2 separate regions of the Mus musculus genome follow, and region 1 is linked to region 2. A link is a loop called in an ENCODE intact Hi-C map of the cell type or tissue named here. Cell type or tissue: gastrocnemius. All regions are shown on one strand.

Evidence for each region. A loop is a pair of places that touch in the nucleus more often than their neighbours do. Peaks named below come from ENCODE experiments on the same cell type or tissue, not always from the same donor. Only the 100,000 strongest peaks of a DNase experiment are listed, where the experiment ranks them.
Region 1: a loop joins it to region 2, with 2.6 times the contacts of the local background. A loop is called at or near these places in 14 of 42 quality-filtered maps.

What each region holds. Positions count from the first base shown.
Region 1 is chr1:78,842,847-78,850,846 of GRCm38, reverse strand. The region is part of intron 3 of Gm29536 (predicted gene 29536); the gene reads left to right. Among named protein-coding and RNA genes, the nearest start is that of Kcne4, 30 kb to the right of the region's middle. In gastrocnemius, a CTCF peak has its summit at 4,187 (motif pointing right); DNase peaks (open chromatin) are centred at 4,172 and 4,962.
Region 2 is chr1:78,729,463-78,737,462 of GRCm38, reverse strand. It overlaps Gm38631 (a long non-coding RNA gene), which reads right to left. Exons shown (of 4, transcript XR_865568.1): 3 at 132-253. It overlaps Gm33693 (a long non-coding RNA gene), which reads left to right. Exons shown (of 5, transcript XR_865566.2): 2 at 5,569-5,722; 3 at 6,634-6,792. Among named protein-coding and RNA genes, the nearest start is that of Gm33693, 7.3 kb to the left of the region's middle. In gastrocnemius, a CTCF peak has its summit at 3,133 (motif pointing left); no DNase peak of the experiment used is centred here; H3K4me3 peaks cover 604 bases; H3K27ac peaks cover 830 bases.

The DNA of each region.
Region 1 (8,000 bases), 110 kb before region 2:
AATTCAAACAGACTAGAAGCTGGAGGCAGGAGCTGATACAGAGATCATAAAGGAGAGCTGTTTATTGGCTTGTTCTCCATGGCTTGCTCAGCCTGCTTTCTTTTTTGGGGGGGAGGGGGGGAGGAAAGAGTTTATTTGGCTTACATTTCCACATCTCTGTTCAACACCGAATGAATTCAGGACAAGAATTCAAACAGGGCAGGAACCTGGAGGTAAGAGCTGGTATAGAGGCCACAAGGGAGGGGTTTGGGGGTTCTGCTTACTGCCTTGCTCAGTCTGCTTTCTTATAGAAGCTAGGACTGCCAGTCTAGGGATGGCACTATGCACAATTGGCTGGGCCCTTTGCCACCAATCACTAATTAAGAAAATACCCTACAGAGTTGCCTACAGTCAAATATTATGGAGGCATTTTCTTAATTGAGGTTTCCTCCCTTTAGATGTCTCTATCCTGTGTCAAGTTTCAGCCTGCTTTCTTATAGAACCCGGGACCACCAGCCCAGGAGTGGCACCACCCACAATGGCTCCCATATGAAGAAAATACCCTACAGGCCTGCTTACAGCCAGATCTTGTGGAGGCATTTTCTCAATTGGAGTTTCCTCCTTTCAGATGTCTGTAGCTTGCTTGTATCAAGTCACCATAAAATTAGGTAGCATAGCAGGGAAGGCCTCTCAAAAAAAAACAATGCTCTCACTGACACCTAAAATTGAGAAAGAGTCATGCATGGGAAGGTCTAGGAACTAGAGTGTGCAAAGATCTTGAGTCAAGATCAATGTGAGATGCTTAAAACCAATAGTCAGTAGGGGATCGAGACAATTCATTAATCCTCAACAAAACTTACACCTGGAAACATTTTGACTCGGTGCAAGAGGATCTCATTTATTATAATGGAAAAGGGACCCAATCAGCATTTCATTTACCACCTGAAAAATGGAGACATATATCAAAAAGAGCTCTCAGGAGAATGTTTATTTAAAGGAAAGATAGTATAGGAGGAGCTAGAAGTTGACCACTGCAGAGCAAACAGAAACCATGAGAACTCACAACCATCAGAGCAACATGTGAGAGTTAACCTTCATTGTCAACTGAATGGGCTGGTAGGGGCCTGGGAGATCAGTGAAGGACACTCCTGGGGTTGATGTGAGGGCTTTTCCAGAGACATTTACCTCACAAGGGCTCATAGTGGGGCTTGTTGTTGAGCTGGCTCTGAAGTGTATGGTCTGAGGCAGCCATAGATTCGAAATTTGAATAGACTATCGGGAGGTAACAGAACTGTGGAAAGAAGAGTCTGGTGGTAGAAAATAAGATTACAAGGGTGACATCACCAGGGGCTATGTCCTGGCTCCTTCCTGTTACTGTTCCTCTCCACATCCTGTCTTCTATGAGATAAAGAATCTTCCGTGTTTCTGCCACCATAGTGTTCTTACCAAACATGAGGAATCAAGCAACCATGAACCAGATCATCTACAGCAGGAGCCAAAAGAAACCCTTCCTCTTTTCAGCTGTTTTTTGTCACAGGCACTTAGTCACAGCCATGAGAAAAATAAGACACCGGGTTGCCCACCTCACTTCAGAGATATTAAAACCGGGACTATGAAAAGTCAAGGTTTGATTAAGAACAAACAACAAGATGGTATTAGAACTGGAGCTGCTGCCAAACTCGCTTACCAACTTACTCGAGGCAAGTGGTTCCTTTCCTCATTTTTGTTGTTTTGGTGGTGCTGGTTTAGGGTTGTTTGTTTGCTTGTTTTTGTTTTTGTTTGTTTTGGTCTTGTTTTTCAAGTATAGGACTAAGTATAGTCACACTGTGGACTAAGCTAGCCTGAACTCATGGTCTTCTGCCTCCACCTCCCAAGTGCTTTGACTAAAGGTGTGTGCCACCATACCAAACTCAACGTGCAAACTATCGAGTGCTTAATAGAGTAATGTTTTGATGTGTGTTAATTATGCCATTAGGCTCATTTCTTTTGCTGAAAGATACTCCACTTTGACTTAAGGATCCCAGGCATTAGAGGCAAATACTTTTGAATGGGTTCCTAGTAGATATTCCAAATCAGAAACACTTTGGAAAATTCCAAAGACAAGAGATTTCCCCACCCCACCCCGGGGAGAAACAGGAGATAATCTTGAATTTTTAAAACAGTAACACATCACAGCCACATTCATTCGTCAGCAAGCAAATTTTCAAAATAGTAAATGAAAAAGGTCTGGGTATCAGTGTTTTACATTATGTTGATGTTTGTTTCCCTTCTAAATGAAACATAATTGCATATATGTATATGACAATTTGAAACTGGGAAAAATATTTCTTTATATTAATTCTTTGCTTTTTATAACATGAAACTGCTATCTCTACTTCTAAAATAAAGTCCTCATTTTTTTAAAATTTTTGTTGGTTCTTTGTGACTTTCACATCATGCACCCCAATCCCACTCATGTCTCCCTCCCCTCTTGCCCAGCCTCTATCTTTGCAACATCCCCACAATAAAGGGGGGAAAATCTCATTATGGAAGACATAGTGTGTCACAGTGTGTCTGTCACATGGTATATCCTTTGTCCACACATCTTTGTTTGCAAATGTTCATTGCAATGATTCATTGGTCTGTTACATGGCCTCTGGGCTTCTGCTACTCTGCCAATACTGGAACCTCACTGGGACTCCTCTCCCCTTGTTGCCCTGTGTCATAGAGATCCTATAGTTTTGGATTTGTAGAACTGGATCCTTCATGTAATCCAGCAGTTCATGGATTGGGCAGATGTTGGGTCGGACCAATTCAAAGCCCTGGATCTCTGAGCCTAAGAGGTAACTGAGCTGGTCAACCCAATGGTTTTCTTGCTCTCATGTCTTCAGAGCCAGTTCAACAACAAGCCCCACTACCAGGGCCAGCTCTACCTTGCTGCCCAGGAGACATGCAAGGCCCACTCTCCTGAGAGTTGCAGCCAGGGAATGACACGGCAAGTTCTCCTACTCTCATGATTGAGAGCCAGCCATAGATGGTAAGGGACTAGGAAGGGAAGGAGGGTGTCTTCCCTAAGACAAGAGATTTGTATTCTGCCTTTTTAGGTTCAGCTTCCCAGGAAGAAGCTTGTATCAACATTCCTTTCTCCACTCACCAAAACCCCAAACATTGACTGCCTCTCCCATATGCTCCACTGCTACCCACTCCAGTCCCTACATTTGTCTCCCGTATTTCAGCTGTTGACCTTGCTCCATTTCCACTCTACATTGCCAGGCTCAAAGCAGTATCTCATTCTCTTTTTTGACTCTATCACAAATGTAAGTGCTCCATAAAAGTTAGGTCAGTTAATTTAATAATACATTAAAGTATGACTGAAGTAATGTTTGTGTCCACTTAATTATTTAATAATAGAGGCTTTTATTATCAGACTCTGAATCGTAATAAGCAGCAAAACAGCAACCTCTAATCAAACCAAACCACTCATCCATAACATAATCTATTTATACCTAAAAGAAATATGAAGCACAATTAAATAAAATAGGTTAGGGAGATTGCTCTGTGGGTAAAGTGCTTGCCAATCAAGCCTGAAGACCCAAGGCTGGACCATTTGGCACATGTGTAAATGCCTGGAGGGAATGATGACCCATCTATATTCCTACTGCTCTTGGAGGATTGAAGCCAGGATTCCCCAGGACTCAGGACACTAGTTCAATCCATGACTGCCAGGTTCAATGTGGTGTGTAAGATAGAGAACTCTCATGGAAGACATCTGATATCAAAGCTCATCTACATATATATTACACACACACAAAATAAACACTAATACACAGGTGCCTACAGGCTACAATTTGTAATTTGCAATGAAATATCAACAAGTTTAAGGTGTAAAGGACCTTAGAGAACTAATGGAGCGCAAGAGGCGCATCTTTACTGTGGTACTGAGAACACCCCCGTAATGCCTACTGTTCTATGTGTGAACTAAACCACAGTTGAAGAAATTTACCAAATTCTCTAATAACTTGGGTAACATGTGAACAAAAGACTGATTATTATGAAGATGTCATACCTACATATAAAAGTCCAAAGACTCTATAAATGTCAAGAAAATCACTTCTTTCATGTGCAGGATTGTCTCCTGCAAATATTTCAATGTTCTGGCATCATGGCCCCGCCCACTAATTAAATCACAACCCTCCAGCCCTCACAGATTTGAAAGTGCCTCTAGGGGGCAGCATTCTCTCCAGGAGACTTGCTGTAGACCTCTAGACTAACCTCTGATGTAGTTTAAATGACACGTTCTATTTAAGAGAGTTATTCTATTTCTCTGCTAGTAACATGGTAAACTTTTTTTCACATGCTCACCTTTTAATAAATTTAAAAACAATTCTGAGTGAGAGATAAAACTTCTCTTGAAAAAAATCAAAATAATTAAAACTAACCACATGAACAAACGCTAGTGAAACCCAAGCTTCTGACGGCTCTCCCCTGTGGATATTCTCTCTCTCTCTCTCTCTCTCTCTCTCTCTCTCTCTCTCTCTCTCTCTCTCACACACACACACACACACACACACACACACACACACACTGCTGTGCTTTTTGGACAGTTGTGACCCATATGTGTCCACTAGTGGAAGCAAGAGGCTGCCGGGAACAAAGCAGAAAGGAAAGAACAGTGAACAGTGGTAGCCCTGCATCCACTGGCTACATTCTACTCTGAGCCAACCGTCAAGTCATTTTAGGACCCTGTGGAGAAAAAGGAAGACACCAATCTAAGTGACTTCAAATTCATCTTTCAAATCCTCTAACAGCTCTACTTTACATACTTGTTTTGCGTGTCTCTTGATAGAAATCTAACCCTTGCATGTTCCTCAAAAACCATCAGTCTTTGAAATACAATTTAAAGATGAGAGGCTATGTGGCAATCAAGTGCAAGGATCTAGGATTGATGAAAAACAAAGGAGACCTTGGGTTTTGGAGTGAGTGCCTGCAGACTCCAGCTGGAGGACCAGGCTCCTGCTATCACTATGGTAACACATGAAGAGTGATGATGGCACATCCTTTGGGCTCTTCAGAAACAGACCATTTGCAACTAACCAGTGTTAACTGAAGCTTCCAGGAAAAACACACAAACACACACACACATATGAAAAAAGGAAGGAAGAAAAATGGAAGGAAGGAGAGCCTGCACATATGTTAAACATTCTACAATGCTAATTAACTGATTGCATTTTCAATAATTGTAGAAAGCTGGAATGTTACAGGTTAGTAAGCACATATATCCTGGACTACCTTTAGCCATATAAGTAGTCATGAATTACCTACCCCTGTGTTTGACCTAACATCCTGTGAGTGTTAGGTGAATATCTTTGTAATATGCAAACATGCCCCTAACTTGCACCAACTAAAATGATAATATCATCAAATCATTAAATAGCATATAAAACATTATCAGCTAGCATACAAGACCTATAGCAGAGATTGTTTCCACCAATATATTTTAAGATATCTTCACGATCGATTTCTTTGTTCTGTTGCTATAAAAACTTCAGGGACATGTTACCACATTGGATCACAGTATTTAGGGTAACCTAAATCTGTGTCTCTGGCCACAGTCTCCCATGCGACTAAAAAATACACTGACCCATATCCTCTCTGAGGTGAGAACTGTGTTTTTCACATTGACATTAGCAAGGAATTAAAAGAAGGAAACTGATAAAGAATAAAGGAAAGTAAAAGAACATATGCCACTCCCTAAGAGGCAGAGAGGCACAGCAGACATGCGCAACTTCCCCTTTCTACTCCACTGTGAGGATATTGTCTCATGTGAGAAAGTCATTTACTCCACCCATACCTGCTAAACCTTTGCTCTTATGTGCTAGCATCCGTTGGCCAAGACTGGTTAACAGAGTGCATAACTCTGACAGACACTATTAGGCAATGTGAGAGAAAATATATCATCCTCGGACTGCATGTAAGTGAACTAACTGAGAAAGAATCATTTGGAATCTTTGGAGTCATTTGAGGATTCTTGTGGAAGGTTGTCTCCTACGCTGATCTTAGCCATTCTTTCTTTCTTTCTTTTTTCTAGTCTTCATGTTGCTTCTCTTTTTGAGGGGTGAAGTCCATTTCTTTTCCTGTTCCATGTAGGCTAAATCTGTGACTTCCTTTTGACTGAACAGTACCTAGGAACATGCCTAGGCTTTTGAGACTAGGTTTTAACAAGCATCTACCTACTTCATCTTCTCTGTGGGAAATCAGCTACCATCTAAGTTCAACCTCTATGAAAAGCTACAAGACAATCCAAGTCAGCCTCGGGAGGAAAGACAAAGCTCCTCTTGGCCTCGAGCTTCCTTGGGCCTCTTGACTAATAAATCAGATACGGGAGCAAAGATATTCTAGCTCTTGCTCCCACAAGGAGCAGAAAAGCACCCAGCAGGGCTCAGCTCAGGCTGCAGAAACATGGGGGTGAGAAACAAGCAAACAAAAACCAACCTGTATCTGTTGTTTCAAGAATAAATATTGAGAGTGGTTTGTAAAATTACAATTGAAGATTGAAAGAACTTCCAAAAACCAAGCAGTATATTGAACCGTGAAAGAGAAGGGGCTTGTTGCCTGTCAGTCGCCATCTGTAACCAATTTAAGCCATTTTCATTCTGCAGTAACCTATTTGAAGGATAAGGCTCTAGTAGACTTATTCCATTTCAGAGGCAAGGGTAGTTGCCTGTCTGGGTGGTAAGGAATGAAGTCAAACTTCAGATGCAAATAGCAAGTTGTAGATAGGACTCCTATGCACAGAATCACACAGTTCAGGGTGTGGGGGTAGGAAGGAGGTGGGGAGGCAGGGGCTGGAGGCTGATTTGGCAGAAAACGACACAAAACTCAGCAAAGAGGAGATGATGATTGTCCAGATGAGAGAAATGGAGTCTGGATTTTGAGTTCTGAGTGGAGCTCATAAAGCATGGTGACTTGGGGGGACTAGCATAAGAACACTTGAAAGCCTGCATACACAGCCAGCTGGGGACCTGTGAAAGCCAGATTAAGGGTTCTGCTTGAGATGATTTGTCATCTACTTGGGACTATGACACTGAGGTTCTGCCTTCTATCTGTTTGGCAATTTGCTATACATTAACCTGAGAGATGGGGAGGAGGGTGGATTTTTTTTTCTTTGACAATGTCAGAACAATGAGTTTTATGTCAACTTGATGCATGCTACAGTCATCAGAGGGGAGGGAGCCTCAGTTGAGAAAATTCCTCCATAAAATCAGTCTATAGGGAAGCCTGCAGGGCATTTTCAAAATTAGGAGCTGATGTTGAAAGGCCAAGCTCATTCTAGGTGGGGACACCACTGGGCTGGTAGTCCTGAGGTCTATAAGAAAGCAGTCTAAACAAGCCATTGGGAACAAGCCAACAAGCTAGTAAGAGCAGTCCTCCATGGCATTTGCATCAGCTCTTCCCTCCCGGTTTCTGCCCTGCCTAATTTCCTGTCCTGACTTCCTTTGATGATGGACTATGATGTGGAAGTATAAGCTAAATAAACCCTTTCTCCCTAAGAAGATTTCAAAGGTGTATTGTATTTTCATTTGTGTTATGTGTTTGGGGGGATCATTGTGTATTACATGTGTGTAACGGTGCTCACTGCAACCAGAAGAGGACATTGGCTCAGAATTACAGGCACCTGTGAGTTAGAACTCCTACGTGAGTTCTAAGAACTGGATATCTGCATGAGAGCAAAAAGTGTTCTTCATCATTGAACTCCTCTCTGGCCCTTCCCAGATAATTTCAATAATGTAGATAAATTTGAGTACTGCCTTTAACTCCAGGAATAAATAGTTCAATAGCAGTGCTCCCTTGAACTCACATCAGCCTACTGTAGATTACTTTCTTATATACGTCAGTCCAGGTTTACTCTGTTGGTCTATGTTTTACAAGAAAACATAAAAGATCCTTACGCAAACCTATCTGATCTGTTGGCTCTCTGGAAGGTAGAGAAGTATTGGTGATACCTGGAAGGTAACCCAATCTAAATATATTGAAACAGAAAC
Region 2 (8,000 bases):
AAAGATAAAGAGACAGACAGACAGACAGACAGACAGGGAGGGAGGGAGGGAGAAAGACCAAGAAGGAGAAAGAATGTCTCAGCCCTACCCCCAGACACACCTGATAATAATTTGCACTTTTCTAGGCTTACCATGTCATTCCTGTGTTTATTAGCATGTGAGAAGTCTTGAATGTACTATAAAATAATCTCTCCAGCCATCCACAGGTCCTGGAGGGAAAGGAAGGGATGCAGGTGTCCACAGTTCTGTATCACTGCAGAGGAAGAAATGACAGAGCTGAGCCAAGACATTCTTTCCCAGAGTGAGCATGAGTTCAAGCGCAGGGTGAGAGTGGGCCTCTCTCAGACACACAGGGAGTCTGCACCCTCGGAAGACTTTATAAATGCAATCTAATCTACTCCTCCTCCTGCTTTGATGGCTTAGTTAATTTTTTGACCTTTTGTTTCACACCACAAACTATTCTAAATTCTTACAGGTGCCATATCATGTATTCCTTTTGATGATCCTAGAAGTTGGTTCTGAGACAGGACCTTTTTTGCAAAAGAGAAAGTTGAATCATCCAGACGTGGTGGCCCTGGTGTACTGGCTTTTTTTTTTTTTTCCCAAGACAAGGACTCAAACTTTGCTACATCCACTCCAGTAGTGACTCCCATGACAGGCCTAGAAACCTGGACACAGTCCTGAGGCAAAAAGTTCACGGAAACTTAGTCTCCTGGAACCGTGGCATCCTGTATAAAGAATGCTCCAAACTTGTTCTTGCAAATGGATCTGTGTGCTTTCTTTCAGTATTGTTTTATTATAGGTTCTTCCAAGCAATGACTTGCCAAATACCTAAGCAAAATCAAACTTTGATTCCTGGCCTTCACCAATGCCCTAGGTAGTCCTTGAGCCGACCCTGGGCTTGGAATTCAGTAAGAATGTTGCCTATTCAGTAACATTCAGAATTGCCTCCAGTATTGTAAGAGAGATAGTGAAAGAAATCAGGCATTGCTATCTACTACATAGAGTTAGAAATCTCAGTGCAAGCTTAGCAAAATAAGTTTAGAATTCTAATTATAGTTATGTATGGCAGACTACATTACTTATTAGTAGAAAGTCCCCCCACACTATCACTTAGAATAAAAGCCAAGCAACCCATATACAGGAATTTACAATGGTTTAGGAAGGAGATCAGGCTGTGCTTTGAGGAGGAACTAGAATATTGCATTATTCATGAGAAGATTAGCTAGAGCAGGAACTCCCTAATTAGAACTATGGCTTGGGCGTGAAAGCCCTTGCCCCGGGAGTGTAAAGACCTCACACCTGGCTTCTAAGAATATAGCTGGCCTTAGATAGAGCTGACATTGTCTCAGTTGTTTTATTGCCTAGTTCCTGCCAGACTTTGTGTTTGCATTCCTCTGTTCTGTATAAGCGTCATTAAGCATCCGGTAACCTCATTATACCTTGCTGATGTGTCACCTAACTTCCCTATTTTCTTCTGTATTAAAAGTCTGATGCTCGATTTGAGAAAATTACATTCAGATACAGCACACTCCCTTGTGTCCGTATTTGTTTGTCATTTCTCACCAACTCCTGCCCACATGACTGGGACCCTGATTTCTCCCACAGATTGGGGGGTCGGGAGGGGGGGAGACTGAGGCCGGTCCACAGCAAAACTTGTTATGCAGTTAAGGATGGCATTGAACATCTGATCTGCCTGCTTCTATCTCCCAAGTTTTGGGCTTTCAGGCATAGACCACAAGTTCAGTTTATGCAGTATTAGGAATCAAATCCAGGTCTCCATTCTTCCAGCTAAGCTACATTGCCAGCCTGGCTCTACCTCTTATCCACAGCACGACTCCACCACTCTTATATATGGCAAACAATAAAGAAAGAAAGCAGCATAGATGGACTCTGAAATCAGAATGTTTTACTAAAATAAGTCAAGTATAGAAAGATAAGTATCTCAGGATTTCACTCATCTATAAAATCTACAGAAGCTAAGTGTATAGAAGGTAGTTACCAGGTACCAGAGGCTGGGGAGGGTACAGGAAATGGATAGATGGGAAGGGATTGGTGATCAGGGGCAAATCAGCCAGCTAAGAGAAATAAGTTGTGCCCTGCTATTACACAGAACGGTGATTATACTCCTCAATATAGAGTCACTGATCCAAAGAACCCAAAGAGAGGATTTCACTGTTCTTATTAAAAAGGAAACAGCAATTCCCTGATGGTAGATAAGCAACATATTCCGAGTTACTCCTTGGAAGAGGGGTAAATGTACCTACACATCACTCAAACCCCCTAAAGATGCACAGCCATTATCTACCAATTAAAAATATTAATGTAACTGTAGGATGGCCACCCAAAAGACAATGATGCAAATCCAAGGTTACAGAGTGTCTGAGGCACTTTGAAAAGAAGGCCACGGGTGCTAGGGATGGGGCATTCCCCCAGTGCAACACAGGAATGGCTTCTGAGAGCTAAGGCAGAGTGGCTAAGTCCTCAGAAGAGTCCCTGCCACATTTAAAGCATTTTTGCAGAGGGAGCTAAGCTGCTGATTTCTTGGATGGAGCACAAAGTCACAAACACCTGATGACAAGTGTCACTGCCTCTTCTGGCCCTTCGAAGAGACTAGATGAGGTCAGGCAGGTGGTGGGCTCGGGCCAGTAAGTGGGCGGAGTCTACGGAAAGGCTACTGGGCTGTTGCTGGGACAGGAATCAGAAAGGCTTCCAGAGGAAGTGGTTTTCCTTCGGCTTGCTAAGAGCAACAAAGGCTCTGGGAAAACAGGATGCCGTGGGAAGGTGGGTGACCCAGAACTTGTAATGTGTGCTTCTTCAGCTCTGAAAATGTCTGCTCACAGTACCATCTTTTAGACTGGAGCCCCAACCCGTAAACAAGTCTTAACAGTATTCCTTTCGATCAAAATACAGCCTAATCCCCTTGAAGGTCACGTTGCCATGGTTTCTGAACTTCTTACTCGGTCCTAGACTGCAACGCTTGGAGGTCAAATTTCCCGCATGACAAACACATCTATCTACCATGGAGAACAGAGGAAAACACAGGGACGGAAAATCACAGTCGGTCAGGGGCACATATGAGTTGTTTTGGTGAGCGCCTGGCTTGCTTCAGGTCACAAAATGATTATCACTGAAGTGCCCTCCACTGGCGGAGCAGGCAGCCTCAGCCTCTGGATTCCTCCTTTGCCCTAGAGTCACCGGCAGAAATAGGCTTTGAAAGGGGAGAGTCTCTGCAGGTTGTCCTCTTGGTTCCTTAGTTCAGAGATGCTCAGAATAGAATCCATGGAAGAAGAAAGACCAGCCTACAATATTGCCTCTTTTAACCCAATCTTTAATTTTATGTGGGAAATTCCCTTTAATCTTACAGCAAAGGCCTTCAAGTTTTCTTTATTTTTAGTCTCTTAAATGACTGTCAGCAGAGGACCACAGAACCAGAAACTCTGCATTCAGGACTTAACCTTGTGCCGTGTGTTTTATCTTACTTGCCCCCCCCCCCCCAGCTCTGCCTAAGCAATTTCACTTTGTGATCTGTTTAGTAAAAAAGACTAAAGTGATCCAGTTCTGTAATTAAAGCAGAGGCCAGGTTCCTTTCCTCATGGGCCCACACCTCACAGACACAAAGAGAAAAGGAAAGAGCCCTTCTGCCATTTCTCCACACCCTTGGGCACATAGGGAAAAGCGGGGGGGGGGGGGGGGGTGGTCCCTAGGAAACATTCCAACCTGATAGCCACAGCCCAGGACACTTCATGACAGGCAGAACAGCTGTAGCTGGATGGGTTATTGTCACAGAAATCTTTTGAACATTTCAGAGAATCTGGAGGACGGTGGTGCTTCATAACCACCAACAATGTTAGACAGGGAAGAACAATGGCTTCCATAAGAGGAGAAAGCTTTGAGATGTGGGGAGCACTTTTGATGAACTAGATTGAGACAGAACTCAGAGAACCAGTCTAGTGTTCCAGGCGCTTATTTTTCCCTAGCTTTATTGAAGTCTACTCAACAAGATGTTACCCGTTTAAAGCATCCATGTATGTACTGGGACATAACCCCCCATCAAGTTGGCTAACACTTCTTTCATCTCAACTTGTGATCATAGTGTCTGTTTGTCCCCCGAAGGAATAGCCAGTACCTCAGAGAAATAGCCACAGTCTCCTGTTCTTTGTAGACTTATTCACTATAGCAGAAGTATAGAATTGATTGAGGCATCAGTGATACATGTACAAAAAAATGGGGGATACACAGGTGCATGCACACACATGCAGTGAATATTATTCAGCCATGAAAAGGAAGAAAATCTTGCCTCCTGGGAGAATGGGGATAAACCTGGAGGGCATTTTGCTAAGCAAAAGAATTTGGAAAAAGAAAGACAAGGATTGCAGGATCACACTTGTAAATGGAATCTTTTAAAGGCTGGTGGTTGCCAGAAGCCGGGAGGGAGGCAGTGGCAGAGATATGGGTCAAATGTTGTTCCTTTGAATGCATGAACCAGGTATAGAAAAGGCTCTTAGAAGTTACAGGTTAAGCCGCCTGTTGTTTACCACTCTAGAGGCGATTAGACGTGGAAGAGTGGAGTTGATAAATGACGTGGACTGAAGCCCCATGCGATAGCTGACTTTATTCAGAGCATCAGACAATTTATACCCTCAGAGTTAAGAAGAATCACACCAATGAAGTGTGCAGTCACAAGAACAAGCTGCACATGGCAAAAACATGTTTCTCCATAGAGGCATATGGACAAAAAAAAACAATATCCAGGGGTAAAGAATAATCTGGAGTAAATTCACTCCTATCTGCTACACGTGGGAGGGGCACAAGAACATGTTCCATGTTTTTAAGAAGCTGAGGTTACAAGACTCTTGTTTTCTTGACGTTTTCTCACACGCACACAGACTTTTCCTCACAAGACTCCATTCTTGAACTGCCTTCTGACAGCCTGTGAAGGAGCAGCCCTTTCCAATCCTTCGCACATAGACTCTCTGAAACGCAATCTCACCCTTGTGTTTACAGTAAGGCTTTGCTTTTACATTCTAATTTCTGCTCTGCGACATTTGTCACAGTTCCAGTTTGAGTACTACAGTCTTCAGCAGTTAAGGGGAGGCGTCATGTCTAAGAGAGAAAGCTGAACTATAAAGACCTGTCTGGGAAGGAGAAGGGCGGGGCGGGGAAGATTATCCATACAGGGCCTGATAGCAGAGACCCCAAGCTCCTGGGATCAGGAGACCCAGCTTCCAGTGCTGCTTTCCCTCAGCTGCAAAGAGACTTCACTTTAAGTGCTTAAGTGCTTCATCACCCAGTACCTCGTCTCCTTATGCGTCACGTGGCAATTAGGTACAAAATGCTGGTGTGTTTCCCAGCATCCATATGACATAAATATCATGTATAACTCCAGTTCTAGGGGATCCAGCACCCTCTTCTGGCCTCCTTGGACATCAAGCACACATATGGTATATATATACATACACATATACATACATACATATAAGCAAACACCCATACATATAAATAAAAATAAATCTTTTCCTTAAAGAAGCAAGTGACTGATATACCTAACTTGGGTGAATCTCACAGATATACGATGCAATGAAAGAAATTAAGCATCGCAGAGCACACCCTGCATGATTTCATTTACATGGAGACTGGAAAGAAAGCAATTGTGAAGGAGGTCAGAAGGAAAGGATTTCCTGAAGGATCTCGGCCCAGAGGGTCATGCTGGGAGTCTTCGGTAAGAGTCACATGACAACTATGTAAAATATGCACCTAAGTTAAAGTGGTCACATGTAGAGTTCAGGGATAGGTACTTTAATGCAAAAGTAGTCATACAGTAGTTAAGTCCAAAGGAACAAGTGAATTCCAAGAGAGAAGCAGAGATGGGTCGGGTGGCCTTAACATTTAAGGATGGCAAGCTAAGTGACAGGAAAGGAGCAAAGGATCCAGAGACGAGGAGGTAATGGATATAGGAAGGTGTGTGGGGCCGAGGGAGTGGCAAGGAAAGATGGAGAGGGTGATGCACACTCATAAGTAGAAATGACATATATGAAAATGTGTGTGTGTGTGTGTTGTGTGTGTGCGCACACGCACGCGTTAGTTTGTATAGAAATTTGGTGAAAGGGTTATTTCCTTTTCCTATTGCTATAACAGAATACCCACTACTAGGTTTTCTAGCGAGCCCATGAGAGCAGCTCAATGGACAATTAGCAAAGTACAAGGTCTCAAGCGACCTAAGGAAGGAAGGGCTTGCTTCAAGCTGCCACCCTCAGTAGCAAGGCAGAGGAGACAGCAGGAACTTGAAGCAGGCGGTCACGTTGAATCTAGTCTGGCTACATAGGGAGAGGAATGAATGTCAGTGCGCAGTTTTCTCAGAGTTCTGTACTCCAGAACCCACTGCCCGAGGGATGGGCCTGCCCACAGTAAAGACAATTCTTCCCACCCCGATTAATCCAACCAGGTGAAACTGGATCCTGTTGATCTGACAACACTCCCTATGAGAGTAAACGCCTACAGGTGACTATTCTCATACTTTGAATGTGTTTGTATACTTCTTTCCCTCCATTTTGATTATAAATGTCCTAAGCACAGAAACTTGGTCGTCTCAGGTTGATCTTTTTCAAACTGTCTACACCTGCTTCTTCCCAGCAACTTCACACACTTGATGCTCTTGAAGGACAGAATACAGCACGTGTGTCCTGGGGTTCACATTGAGATCAGCTCCCTCTGTGAGGAAGGACTTTGATACCAGTCCACTTGTCCCAAAATGCATCGTCTGGAGTCTCAGGCGCTCTGTCTGTGAGTGAGGTAAAAATAAATTGCTTAAAATTCAAGAAGACATTTCAGAGAAACAGAGACTAGATGAACACAGCCCCCGTGGCAATAAAGCAGACATCGAAGGATCCAGACAGAGTTCTGAAGGAGGAAGACAGGGTTGCCTTGCCCTCGGGTCTCATTAGATGAAATAACACAGGGAGGTGACATCTTTAAAGATGTTTAGAAGTTGCCTGCACGATCGTGAAATTGCTAGTGGCAGTATTAGGTTTTCAAAATACGCAGAGGGAGCCCATGAGAGCAGCTCAATTGGCAATTAGGACAGCAGAGGGTCAGAAGCAGCTTCCTGCTCTTCCAGCAATGAGTCACAAGCTGCTAATTAAGAAATCAGTGACCTGTCAAAGGCTTGATATAACCTAATGGTCTATAGCCCTTGGTGGTGATGACTAAGAATATTGCCAGGTTTGGGATTTAATCTTTAACTTGACTTCCTGGGGTGATGAGAGGATGAACAGAAAAGTGGTCGCTTTGTTCATTGATGGATCCTAGATGCAGGGAAACATGTAATACCATAAAGCAAGGGGGATTAAGAATTTTAGCCTTCTGTGTTCTGCTTCGGTCCACACCACACCAACAGCCACATTTGAGTTAGCAGGCTTCCCGTACAGATGGGTTTCTTAGTAAGGCATGCTAGAACCCACACTGATCAGAGCCGATGATATCAGCCCTCACACCCTCCCTATGAAAAGATCATGTCAAAAGCTCATAAAGGAGACTGCAGATGTGGCTCAGTTGATTAAAGTGACTACCAAAAATAACTGAGGGCCTGAGTCCAGGTCCCCAACGCTCATGTGAAAGCTAGGTGTGGTGGTTCGAAACTGAGCCCTACGCTGGGAAGTGGAGACAGGAGGATTCCCAGAACCACTAAACAGTCAATGTGCTCTGGGCTCAGTGACTCTGGTAGTTTAAATGACAGCATGCAGCAGGCTTTAAATGACAGCACTGTGCAGGCCTGAAGAAGTGCTGACACAAGTCCACTAAGGTTGTCATTGGTTTATTATCTTCTGAGATGTCTGTGATAGGTGATCTTGATTGGGTCTAGGGTCAACTGAGAGATGTGCCTTAGGAGGGATCTGCCAGTGACTTTCCAGGAAGAAGTAACTGAGGGAAGATGCTCCCCCCACCCCCAGAGCAGGCGGTACCTTCACAAAGGGCCACCTGCCCCGCTGCTGGTGAGTTTG